2 separate regions of the Homo sapiens genome follow, and region 2 is linked to region 1. Evidence: chromatin loops called from intact Hi-C (ENCODE). Cell type or tissue: HepG2. All regions are shown on one strand. Each heading gives the region's core, and the rest is flanking DNA. Links, peaks and the distances in the headings are about the cores only.

Region 1 (5,827 bases), core at 521-5,520:
TAATATGCTGGGGAGTAGGTGGTGTGTATACTTGTACTTAAAGTGAAAGATCAACCATAGAGTATCAGTGTCCATCATCTCATTCTGTGAACAATTACTGGAAATCATTTTGGCACAGAAAATAAGTTACTCATGTTCCTTCTCTGACACCCAGAAAAAACCCAGCTTGTGATTCATGTGATAATTGGCTTCTCTTCTTCTCACACGCAGGGGACTCTCCTTGGTCAGCATCTTTTCCTGTTCCCAATCTCTGCCACTTCCCTTGGTCTGTGTGGTCAACCTGCACACTCCTTAGTTCCAACAGCTACTTTACCTTTTACCTCATTTAGGTCACTGGATGTGTGCTGGTTCCCTGTACCTTAATACGTATGCCTATACGCAACTATCTCCTCCAACTTTTGCTCCAGTTCCAGACAAAGGAGGAATGATACCCCTTCTCCTTAAATCCAGCATGATCTTCCTTTTTAGTCATTCTCTCTTACTCATATCCTTATTGCTGTCTTTCCACTGTCTTTATTATTTCTTGCAGTAAATCAATATGTTCATGGGTCTTTGTCCTTAAAAAAGTCCTGTGTGGGACCCTGAATCCCCTTTTTGTTGTCTTCCTCTTTTATCCACATTTTTTTCAAAGAGTAATAATGCTATTCCCACTTCTACTATTCCAGCTTTCTTTCTTTCTTTTTTTTTGAGACGGAGTCTCGCCCTGTCGCCCAGGCCGGAGTGCAGTGGCGCCATCTCGGCTCACTGCAAGCTCCACCTCCTGGGTTCACGGCATTCTCCTGCCTCAGCCTCCCGAGTAGCTGGGATTACAGGCGCCCGCCACCATGCCCGGCTAATTTTTTTTGGTATTTTTAGTAGAGATGGGGTTTCACTGTGTTAGCCAGGATGGTCTTGATCTCCTGACCTTGTGATCCGCCCACCTTGGCCTCCCAAAGTGCTGGGATTACAGGCGTGAGCCACCGCGCCCGGCCTCCAGCTTTCTCCTCAATCCACTGCATCCTGGCAGAGGATGCCTTCATCATTCTATTGAGATTGCTTTCCCTCGATCCAATAGCTCTTTCATTGTCATATCTAATGGACATTTTTCAGGTCTATTTTACTTAACTTATGAGTTGCATGTACTTCTTTTTTTTAAACTCTGTACCTTGGATACCATGAAATTTTACTTCCTTGGTTCTTCTGCTTTGCAGACTATTTCTTTATTGTCTGTATGCTCAATAAATTTGCTTTTTTTGGTAACATATTAAGTGACTCATCTAAATGAATGATAAGTATTGTATGCACACTGGACCTATTTCTTGTTTCTTGTCAAGCTTTTAAGTTGGGTACCCAAATGAAAATCTTACTGTTAACTTCTGTTTTTTATTTGAGTATGTCAAATGTTTTAATTTAATCAATTAACTTTTCACTGACATAAGTTTAGTAGAGAAAGCATCCCCTTGGATCTGTTTACCTGTTCTTTTTTTTGCACAAAGCTGAACAGTCATTAAATCTGGGCATGAAAACAGCTAAGTCCAGAGTATTCAACTCACAGGATGGGAATAAAGAGAGCTGTTCTTTAAAAATTAGGCAAACCTTAGAAATCTGTAAATGAAAATTGAAATTTGGAGCCTAGAGGTAGAAAATGTAATTAAAGAGAATATGGAAGCTCTAAGATTTTTTTTTTTTTCTGGGCAGAAGTAAAAAATAAGCCAATCTTATTTGCCTTTTTCTCTACCAGATAAGAAGGCAATACAAAGGCTTAGAAATACAAAGTTGCCTTTGACATTTAAATATGTTTTTGACATACAGTGTAGTAATCCTTGTTGAAGTCAGAAATGTAGTGTGCAGGCATGGAGTTAAGGCTAAATTCCTTATATGTATAATTTCATTGTCATGTTTGGTAGAATAGAGAGAAAACATTAAATGTGAACATATATTCCTGTCCATCAATATTATTATCTTCTTACTGGGTAGAATTAATCTCTTAAAAATCTTGTCTAATTTAAACCACTTTGGGACATTTAAAAAAGTGTCAGTGGTTATTTCATTTGGTCAAAATTTCAAATATATACTTTTTCTTAAGAAAACTATTTAAATGCCTTGAAAAGAAGTCCATGAAGGCTTATGCAGGATAAGACAATAGCATTTATATTTATTCTTTATTTTAGCACAAGAGATTTTGTTTCCTTTCACTTGCTCACATGAAATATAGCTGGTTTATGCCCAATAAACAGCACTAGCCTTCAAAAAGAGAGTGGCAGCATGCCTGACTAATGACAGTTTAAAGCCTCTGATGCACAGGGATCAAATTAAATAAGCCTTCTGTGTTGTCAAGATTTAGAATCTACTGATGCACCGACATTTATTCATCCGCTTTTTATTTAGCTTTGAAGGCTCGCAGGTCAGTTGCGTCTGATTACTCTGGACTCCTTCCAGAACTAGCTGAGGCCAAAGGAACAGGCACAGTTACAATTCCACCAGGTGGCAGTCTTTGACGGAAAAACTTTTGTGTGCAACCACTGGTTGCTATCCTCTCCTCCTCTCCATCCCTTTCTTTTTCTCTTTCTATATTTTCCCCTCTCGTTCCTAGGAAACATTTCATTTTTCTTTATGAATGTATTTAGCATTTATTTACTTTCTTACTGTCATGATCTTCTTTCCATCTCTGGAATAATGAAGGGGATTTCTGAATACAATTGCAGCAGAAGGGACTATTCTCCTTAGTAAAAGCAGATAAATTACATAAAAGGTGACCAAATTAAAAAAAAAAAAGAATCAAATGCTAACCCCCCACCCTGCAAAAGAAAACTACATAAAATAACAGAGACCAAATGCGCTTATAATCTATCCTGTATGCCCTAAAAAAATCCATCCTGCTTTTTTTCCTGGAAAAAAGTGGTTGTTGAACTGACTACATTTGCTTCACGAACTAGTCAACAAAGCTGTCTTCTGGAGCAGACAGCTTAGACAGATCTGAAAACCTCATGTCCACTTTGCTTTTTACCTTGGAAGGATTGTTTATCGACGGGGCATGAAGATGAACAGAGAGGCCTGGTCTGCTCTTCCAGGACTGGATGGTCCCTGCATAGCAGGAGGCAGAGTTGCATAAATCAGTCTTACTAAACCACCAGGCTATGCATAGGTGAGACAGAGTTGACTGAGTCAAATAAATTGTTTTGCTCAGTCCTCACAACTGTACTTTAAATTACAATGATGAGGCCGGGTGCAGTGGCTCACGCCTGTAATCCCAGCACTTTGGGAGGCCGAGGCGGGTGGATCACGAGGTCAGGAGATGGAGACCATCCTGGCTAACACGGTGAAACCCCGTCTCTACTAAAAAAAAAAAAAAAAAAAAAAATCCAAAAAATTAGCCAGGTGTGGTGGCGGCGCCTGTAGTCCCAGCTACTCGGGAGGCTGAGGCAGGAGAATGGTGTGCACCTGGGAGGCGGAGCTTGCAGTGAGCCGCGATCTCACCACTGCACTCCAGCCTGGGCGACAGAGCGAGACTCCCTCTCAAAAAAAAAAAAAAAAAAAAAAAAAAAATTACAAATGATGAAACTAAGAATCATGTGAGCCAGCAACTTGCCAAGGCTATGTGACTGTCATCATCAGAGAAAAGACTCAGACCCAGGTCTATTTCATGCCAAGACCCTAAAGGCTGTCTAGGTTGCCTCCAGTTTAATTATGCCAGACTTTTCTCCCAATTCCTTTCCTTTCCTCCATATTAAGTCCATTCTCCACATTTTCCATATCATTTTCTTATTCTTGTATCCAATTTCTCATCCTCCAGACCTTTACCAGATTCTCATCCTAAGTTACTTGTTTTATGAGTAGCCTGTTCATGACCTCTACCTATTCATTTCCCAGTTGGGGAGTCCTCTTTTCTTCATTAATTTCTATAGGTTTTTAAAAAATATCTTAAGTACATTGCTACCTTGTCATACATATTTCAAATATTTTTTAAAATAACTTCATTAGTCTTCTTCAGTTTGCTTACGGAAACTTTTTTCTATGTAGAATATTTTATGCTTTATAAATTTGAATCTGGTAGTTATTTCTGTGATGATTCCTAGCTTTGTTGTGTTGTTTGCACAAATGTTTTCATCTCAAAATTGCAAAAAATATTTTCCTTTGTTTTCTACTAGGATTTTTGTTTTTGTTTTTTTTTTTTTTTTTTTTGGTCTTTATTGTTTGCTTTGAAATCTTTCAGGCCAAATGTGGTGGCTCACGTCTCTAATCCCAGCACTTTGGGAGGCAGAGGCAGGAGGATTTTTTGGGCCCAAGTTTTCGAGACCAGCCTGGGTAACAAAGATGTAAAAGTTCATTCTTAAAGATATAAGAAGGATAAAATTTTCCTTATAATTATATTTTTATCTTTATTTTCCTTTGTAAGCATTTTAAAAATAGATAGGACAAAGGTAAATTTAATGCACTTCCAAACTGAATTATGAAAAATAAGAGTACCAAAGACTCAATATATAGTCTAATATAAAGACTATAATATAAATACAAATACAAAATTTACAAGTATGTCTATATGTATCTTCCAAGCTCAATACACTTAGAAATGCTTCACTCATTTCCATAAGGTATCTAGCTATGATAACTTTTAAACTCTACCTACCCATTTTTAGTTGCCTTTTTTTGAAGGATGATGGGTGGATACTGACATACTCGCTGACTTTCCTGCTCCACTCTTTCTTGTGACAATGGCCTAGATTTCCTAGTATTTGGAATGCAGTGTGTTGCTTTGAATCCTGCCCAAGCTCACTCTCCTAAACTAATCTCAGATGTTTCAGGCTCATTAACTCTACACTCTTAACAAGTTAAGTTCATTTGAGTTACATTTGTTAATTTACTGTGTTAGGGAATTACTCACAATGTGTGTGGCTATGCACTAGTGGTCTGAGGGAAAGATCATTGTTTATTATCTGAGAGTCATTTCACCAAGGGGAAAATTTTGACTTCATCAGTTTTACCCATAATACCAGAATATCAGCTTTCTATACTTCCTGCATCCAGAAACAAGTTTTGAATAAAATAAAATTATCAAAGTAGTAGAGAAAACCAGTTTATCCAGGAGATCTAGTATTAAGATATGGATATTACAGCATATAAATTATGACATGATTGTTTTGAACAAAAGCAGTCATCAAATCAACATCTCTTTTGATTCAAACAGAATTACTTTTCAAACTTTGCAGGCTACAAATTGTACTTGTGTTTTAAGAATCAGATACTTAACCAAAAAGCTGAAACATACATAAAATAAAAGAACGTTTCAAGACTGCTTTAAGAAATCATGTCTTTGTTGGAGTAAGTTTTGAAAGTGGCCTGGTTTTTGTTTTAAGACAAATACCTAAATTTTATTTTAAAATCTGGCCTCATACAGAATTTGAGTTCTGACCCAGTGGTTAATTTTGAGCATGACCTGAGATCATATAGAATGTTTTGAGCTATAGAATCTGGTATTTTTCTCTTAGCTTTCAAAGAAGAGTATTTTTCTCTGTGTTTGCCTCTCTCTCTCTCTTTCTCACACACACACACACACACACACACACACACCCCCTCAGAACTGTTTTAGATTCTCTGCAATACACACTCAAACTGGAGAAAATCAAACTTCCTTTAGTTTTCAGCAATGTCCAAGTGGAAAACAAAGAAATATAGTAGATAAAGGCGCTCAACTTAAACTTTGAACCTTGGGCGACTGTAGCCAAGTACTGAGCATTCTCTGTGAGCACTTAAAAAACTTTTGACACATCAAAGAGCCAGTATTTCTGTCTGCAAGCTTGGGAAATGGAACTATATGAATTCAGGGATTCACTGAATCAGGGAAAATTGT
Region 2 (5,827 bases), core at 248-5,247, 50 kb before region 1:
GTGTGTAATAGATATTGCCTAATTCCTTGTAGAAAGTTTGTACCAACTTACACTATCAATAGTATAAGAAAATGCAAATTATGCTACATTCCCAATACTAGTTTCATTTTATTTTGCCTATTTTATAGGTAAAAATATAAATCATAGTTTAAGTTTTCATTTCTTTGGGCACTAATAAGGGTGAATAGTTTCTGTTGATTTGTGTTTTCGTTTTAGTTATTTGAATAAAATTGAGGTTTTCATACCTTTTTTGACCTGCTGAATTGCCTCTTTTGTTCTTTGTCAATTTTTTATTGTCATATTCTTTTTTTCTTATTGAAATTTGTGTAGTAAGAACGTTCTTCCCATTTTCTTTTTTCTAGAATGCAGAGGGAATAAAGGAATAGAAATTCAGAGAGAAGATGTAAGAGAGTGTGTAGGCTCTGAGAAAAAGAAGAAGAATGTCTGTAAGGCAGCTGCTATTCTTATCCCATTATACAGATGAAAGAAAGGACACTTATAGAATCTAACCTTTTGTAATTGTTGTAGTTGAGTTTACTTGGAGGTAGCCAGTAAATCTCAGGAGTCGGATTTAGATGTTTAGGATGCTAAAGTCTGTACTCTTGATTAAATCTTCATCCATGTCAGTATACTGATTCCTTCCTTCTCTCTTTGCTTCTACAGAAGTTACCAAGGCCATTCATTCTTTTTTGATCTTTCATGTCCACAGTAACAATGTCCACATTGTTACTGTGGACATGAAATTGGAAATGTGGTTGGAACTGGAAAAAGAGTAGGGCTGACATGATTTGATTTATCTTTTTATATCATTGTATTGTATTGTTTCACTGGTTACAACTAGCAAGTGTACTTTGAAAAATGTCAAATGAGGAAAGTGTAGTGGATGTTGCAGAAGCTTCAGTGCACGTTTCTATCCCTGTTTATTTGAGAAAAATATCCTGTTGTTGGCGTGTTGAGTGTTCTATAAATGTCAGTTAGATCTGTTAGTTGACATTGTAGTTAAGTTCTATGTCTGTTTAATAGTTCAATCATTTGTTGAGAGAAGGGTGTTCAATCTCCAGCTATAATTGTGGACTTGCTTGCTTCTCCTTTCAGTTTTATCAGTTCTTGCTTCACTTATTTTACAGTTATGCTTTTTGGTGCATACAAAAACTTAGAATTGCTATGCCTTTTTGGTGGATTGACTCTTTTATCATTATATATTGTCTCTCTTTATCTCTGGTAATTTTCTTTCTTCTACAGTCTACCTTATCTGATATTAATATCACAATTCTTGCTTTATTTTGACTAATTCTTGGTATATTTTTTCCATCACTTAATGTTTAATTTGTTATAATTTTCATGGGCTTTTAAAAAGACAGTGTCTTGGTCTGTTTGTGATGTTATAACAAAATACCTGAAAATTGAGGTTATCATACCTTTTTTGACCTGTTGAATTGCCTTTTTTGTTCTTTGTTAATCTTTTTATTAAAAACTGGGTAATTGAAACTGAACAACAGAAATTTCTCACAGTTCTAGAGACTGGGAAGTCAAAGATCAAGGTGCCAGAAGTTTCAGTATCAAGCAAAGGCCTGGTTTCTGCTTCCAAGATAGCTCTTTGAGTGCTGTGTCCTCACATGGTGGAACAGCAGAAGGGCAAACAAGGACTAAGCCATTTTCTTCAGACGTTTCATAAGGTACTAATATATTGATGGAAGTGGTTCTCTTATGACTTAATCACATCTCAAAAAGCCTCAACTCTTAATAGCACCACAATGAGGATTAAGTTTTAACATGAATTTTGGAGGAGGCAGAAACATTCAAACCATACCAGAGCATAGAATTGTGTCATTCTTATCCATTTTGCCAATTCTTGTATTTTAGCTGGTATATTTAGACCTTTTATATTTAATGTAGTTTTTGACATATTTATGTCTAAGCCTGACATTTAATTATTTATTTTGTTTGTTCTCCCTTTTTTCATTTATCTGTTTTCATTTTCTTTCTTGTGGGTTACTTCAACATATTTTAGAATTTCAATTTGATTTAGGTATAGTGCTTTTGTGTGCATCTACTGGTGTCAACATTTTAGTAGTTAAAGTGAAGAGTACCTTCATTTAGGTGTCTTTGCCCTTCCTCTTTTTAACATAATTGTCTTAAGTAATTCCTCTATATATGTTGAAAATCACATCAGATGATGTTATAAATTTTCTTCAACCATCAAAAGTAATTTAGAAAACTCAGGAGGAAAGTATATTATATTATTTATATTTTATTATTTCTCTTCTTTTTAAATTTATTTCTGATGTTCTAAGCTTGCTTTTATTATCATTTCTTTCTATTTGAAGAATTTTATTATTTTAAGGTAAGACTGCTGATGACAAATTTTCTTAGTTTTTTTAAATCTGAGAATATCTTGATTTCTTGAAAGATATTCTAGAAATCCTGGATTGACAGGTGTTTGGTTTCTTCCCCCAGCTCTTAAAAGATGTTGTGACACTTTCTCCTGGCCTCCATGGTTTCCAGTAAAAATCTACTGTCATCAAAATCATTGTTTCTCTAAGGCAATGCATCGTTTTCCTCTGCTGCATTCAATAAATTTTCTTTATGTCTAGTGTTCAGAAGTTTGATTATAATGTGTTTTGTCATGGATTTATTTGGGTTTATGCTGTTTGAGATTCATTTTGCTTTATGAATCTTTATGTTTATGTCTTTTGCCATATTAGGGAGATGTGTAAGCTCTATTTCCTTTAATACTTTTCCAGTTCCACATTCTTTCTTTTGCCCATCCAGGACTCCAATGAAATGAATGTTAGATCTTTTATTATTCTACAGATCCCTGAGGTTATGTTAATTTTTTCATCTATTTTCTTTATATGTTTAGTTTGGCTCATATTTATTGCTCTGTCTTCAAGTTTATTGACTATTTTCTCTCTCCTCTTTATTCTTCTGTTGAGCCCATTCAATGAGTTTTCTATTTTGGTCATTGTATCTTTCAGTTCTAAAATTTCCATTTGGTTTGTCTTTATATTATTTATTTATATCACTGGAACTTTCTAGTTTGCATTTTTTGTAAGCATATTCATAATTGCTTGTTGAAGGAATTATAGGATGGTCATTAAAAAATTCTCATCAGATAATCTAATATCTGTGTCGTCTTGGTATGGGCATCTGTTAATTGCCTTTTCTCATTCAAATTGAGATTTTCCTTGTTCTTAGTATGACAATAGATTTTCATGTCATTGTATTATGAGATTGTAGATCTTATTTAAATATTCTTTTAGCAGCCTGACCCCAGGAAATACTAATGGGCACAGATCAAAAGCCCTCCTCCTGCAAAGTTTGCTTTCCCTAGATGAAGGACTGGGTAAAGGGCAACTTAGCAAGAGCAAGCTTTTGTCAATAACTGCCTTATTCCAACTAAGCACCAGGGAAACCACAAATCCCCTCTTACTTTAGGCAACAAAGACTGAGTTGGGAGCCCAAACTTTTACTCTCATTTCGTGATATGAAGGCTTTGTATGATTTCTACTCTTCTAAATGTGTTGAAGTTTGTTTTATGGCTCAGAATATGACCTATCTTGGTGTATGTTTTATGTGCACTGGAAAATAATGTGTATTTTTCTATTGCTGGATGGAGGGTCCTATATGTGATTTAGGTCTAGTTGGTTTATAGTGTTTAATTCTGAAGGGAATGTTGACGTTTTCAATTAAAATTGTGGATTTGTTAATTTTCTCTTTCAGTTCCATCAGTTTTTGCCTCTATAATTGGAGCTCTGTTGTTAACTGCATACATAAATTGTTATGTATTCTTGGAGGATTGACATTATATAGTGTTCTCCTTTATTCCTAATGTTATTCATTTTCTGAAGCTTGTTTTGTCTGATAGTAATATAGTTATCCAGCTTTCATTTGTAGAATTTTTGCAAGGTATATCTTTCTCTACCCTTTTCATTTTTACTTATATGTCTTTAAACTTAAAGTCAACTTCTTGTAGATAACATATATTTTGGTCTTGCTTTTTAAATCCAATATGAAATTGTTGTCTTTTAAACTACTCTTCTTAAATCATTCACATTTAATGTGATCATTGATAGAGTTGAATTAAAATGTACCATTTTGCTGGTTATTTTCCACTTCTTCCATCTGTTTCTTTGCTTCCCTGCCCCCTTTTCTACCTAGAGCATTAAAAAAAAATTATTCTGTCTCCTCTACTGACATTATTTGTACCATTAAAAATTTTATTTTCGTTCAACCCAGGGCTTTTGACATATGTATGAAACATATCTTCAAATTATATTATACTGCTCCATGTGTAGCATGAAGACCTTATTACTGTATATTCTCAATTCCTTTTTCCCCATCCTTTGTGCTATTGTCATTTCTTTTACTATTTTTATATGCTATAAACATATAATATATTGCTATTATTTTTGCTACAAAGCAATTAAAAATAAGAAAATATTAATTTAATTTATATTTATCTATTTATTTCCTGTATTTTGATTTCTTTTGTAGATCAAATTTTCATTCTGATTAATTTAAATTTATATTTATCTATTTATTTCCTGTATTTTGATTTCTTTTGTAGATCAAATTTTCATTCTGATTAATTTAAATTTATATTTATCTATTTATTTCCTGTATTTTGGTTTCTTTTGTATATCAAATTTTCTTTCTGATATATTATTTATGCCTGAAGAATTTTTGAATTTCTTTTAAGAATTTTATTACAAGTTGACAAACTATAATTGTATATATTCATGGGGAACACAGTGATGTTATGATTTATACATTCCATGTGGAGTAATTAAGTCAAGCTAATTCACATATCCATTACCTCAAATACGTATCCTTTCTGTGATGAGAACATTTGAAATTTACTCTTTTAGCAACTTAGAAATATATAATACACTATTATTAACTATATTCACTATACTGTAGAATAGATCTAAAGAAACCTTATTCCTCCTGTCTAACTGAGACCTTGTACCCTTTGACTGTCATCTCCCCTACTCCCTAAAACTCCCAGTCTCTGGCAATCACTATTCTACTCTCCACTTCTGCAAATGTCATTGTTTTAGATTCCACATAGAAATGAGAACATGCAATATTTGTCTTTCTGTGCCTGGCTTATTTTGCTTAACACAGTGTCCTCCAGGCTCACTTGTGTTTTTGTAAATGACAGAACTCCTTTCTTTTTAAAGGCTGTATAGTATTCTATTGTGTGTATACACCACACCTTCTTTATCCACTCATCTGTTGGTGGAAACTTAGGTTGATTTCACAACTTGGCTATTGTGACTAGCGCTGCAATAAACATGGGAGTGCAGACATCTCTCTGACAAATTGATTTCAAATCAATTGAGGATAGAATCTTCCAAAACGGCTGTACAAATTTATATTTCTACGAACAGTGTACAAGGAGAAATTTAATATTTCTTGTACAGTAGGTCTGCTGGAAACAAGTTTCCTCAGTTTTTGTTTAAAAAGTCTTTATTTTTCCTTCATTTTTGAAAAATGTTTTTGCTGGGTATAGATTTTTGGGTTGAGAGATTTTTCTTTCACCACTTTAATGGTATTGTCTTCTGGCTCAGATGTTTCTGATAAGAAGTTTGTTGTAATTATTATGTTTATTCATCTATATATAAAGTTTCTTTTATATTTGATTGTCTTTCAAGAATTTCTCATTGTCTTTGTTTTAGCAGTTTGAATATGTTATGTCTAGATCTTTTTTTGTTTTGGTATTTATCATGGTTGGTATTTTCTGAGTTTCTTAGATATACTGTTTCATGGCTGTTATAAATTTTAGAAAACTCTTGGTCATTATTTCTTTGCATATATTCTT

What was found. A loop is a pair of places that touch in the nucleus more often than their neighbours do. Peaks named below come from ENCODE experiments on the same cell type or tissue, not always from the same donor. Only the 100,000 strongest peaks of a DNase experiment are listed, where the experiment ranks them.
Region 2: it touches region 1 in a loop (2.7-fold over the local background); 2 of 110 quality-filtered maps call a loop at or near these places.

Annotation. Positions count from the first base shown.
Region 1 is chr9:32,248,270-32,254,096 of GRCh38, reverse strand. No RefSeq gene overlaps it. Among named protein-coding and RNA genes, the nearest start is that of ACO1, 130 kb to the left of the region's middle. In HepG2, for the core only: a CTCF peak has its summit at 2,459 (motif pointing right); a DNase peak (open chromatin) is centred at 2,426.
Region 2 is chr9:32,298,076-32,303,902 of GRCh38, reverse strand. All of the region lies in intron 2 of LOC107987059 (a long non-coding RNA gene), which reads left to right. Among named protein-coding and RNA genes, the nearest start is that of ACO1, 84 kb to the left of the region's middle. In HepG2, for the core only: no CTCF peak of the experiment used is centred there; a DNase peak (open chromatin) is centred at 3,342; H3K4me3 peaks cover 321 bases.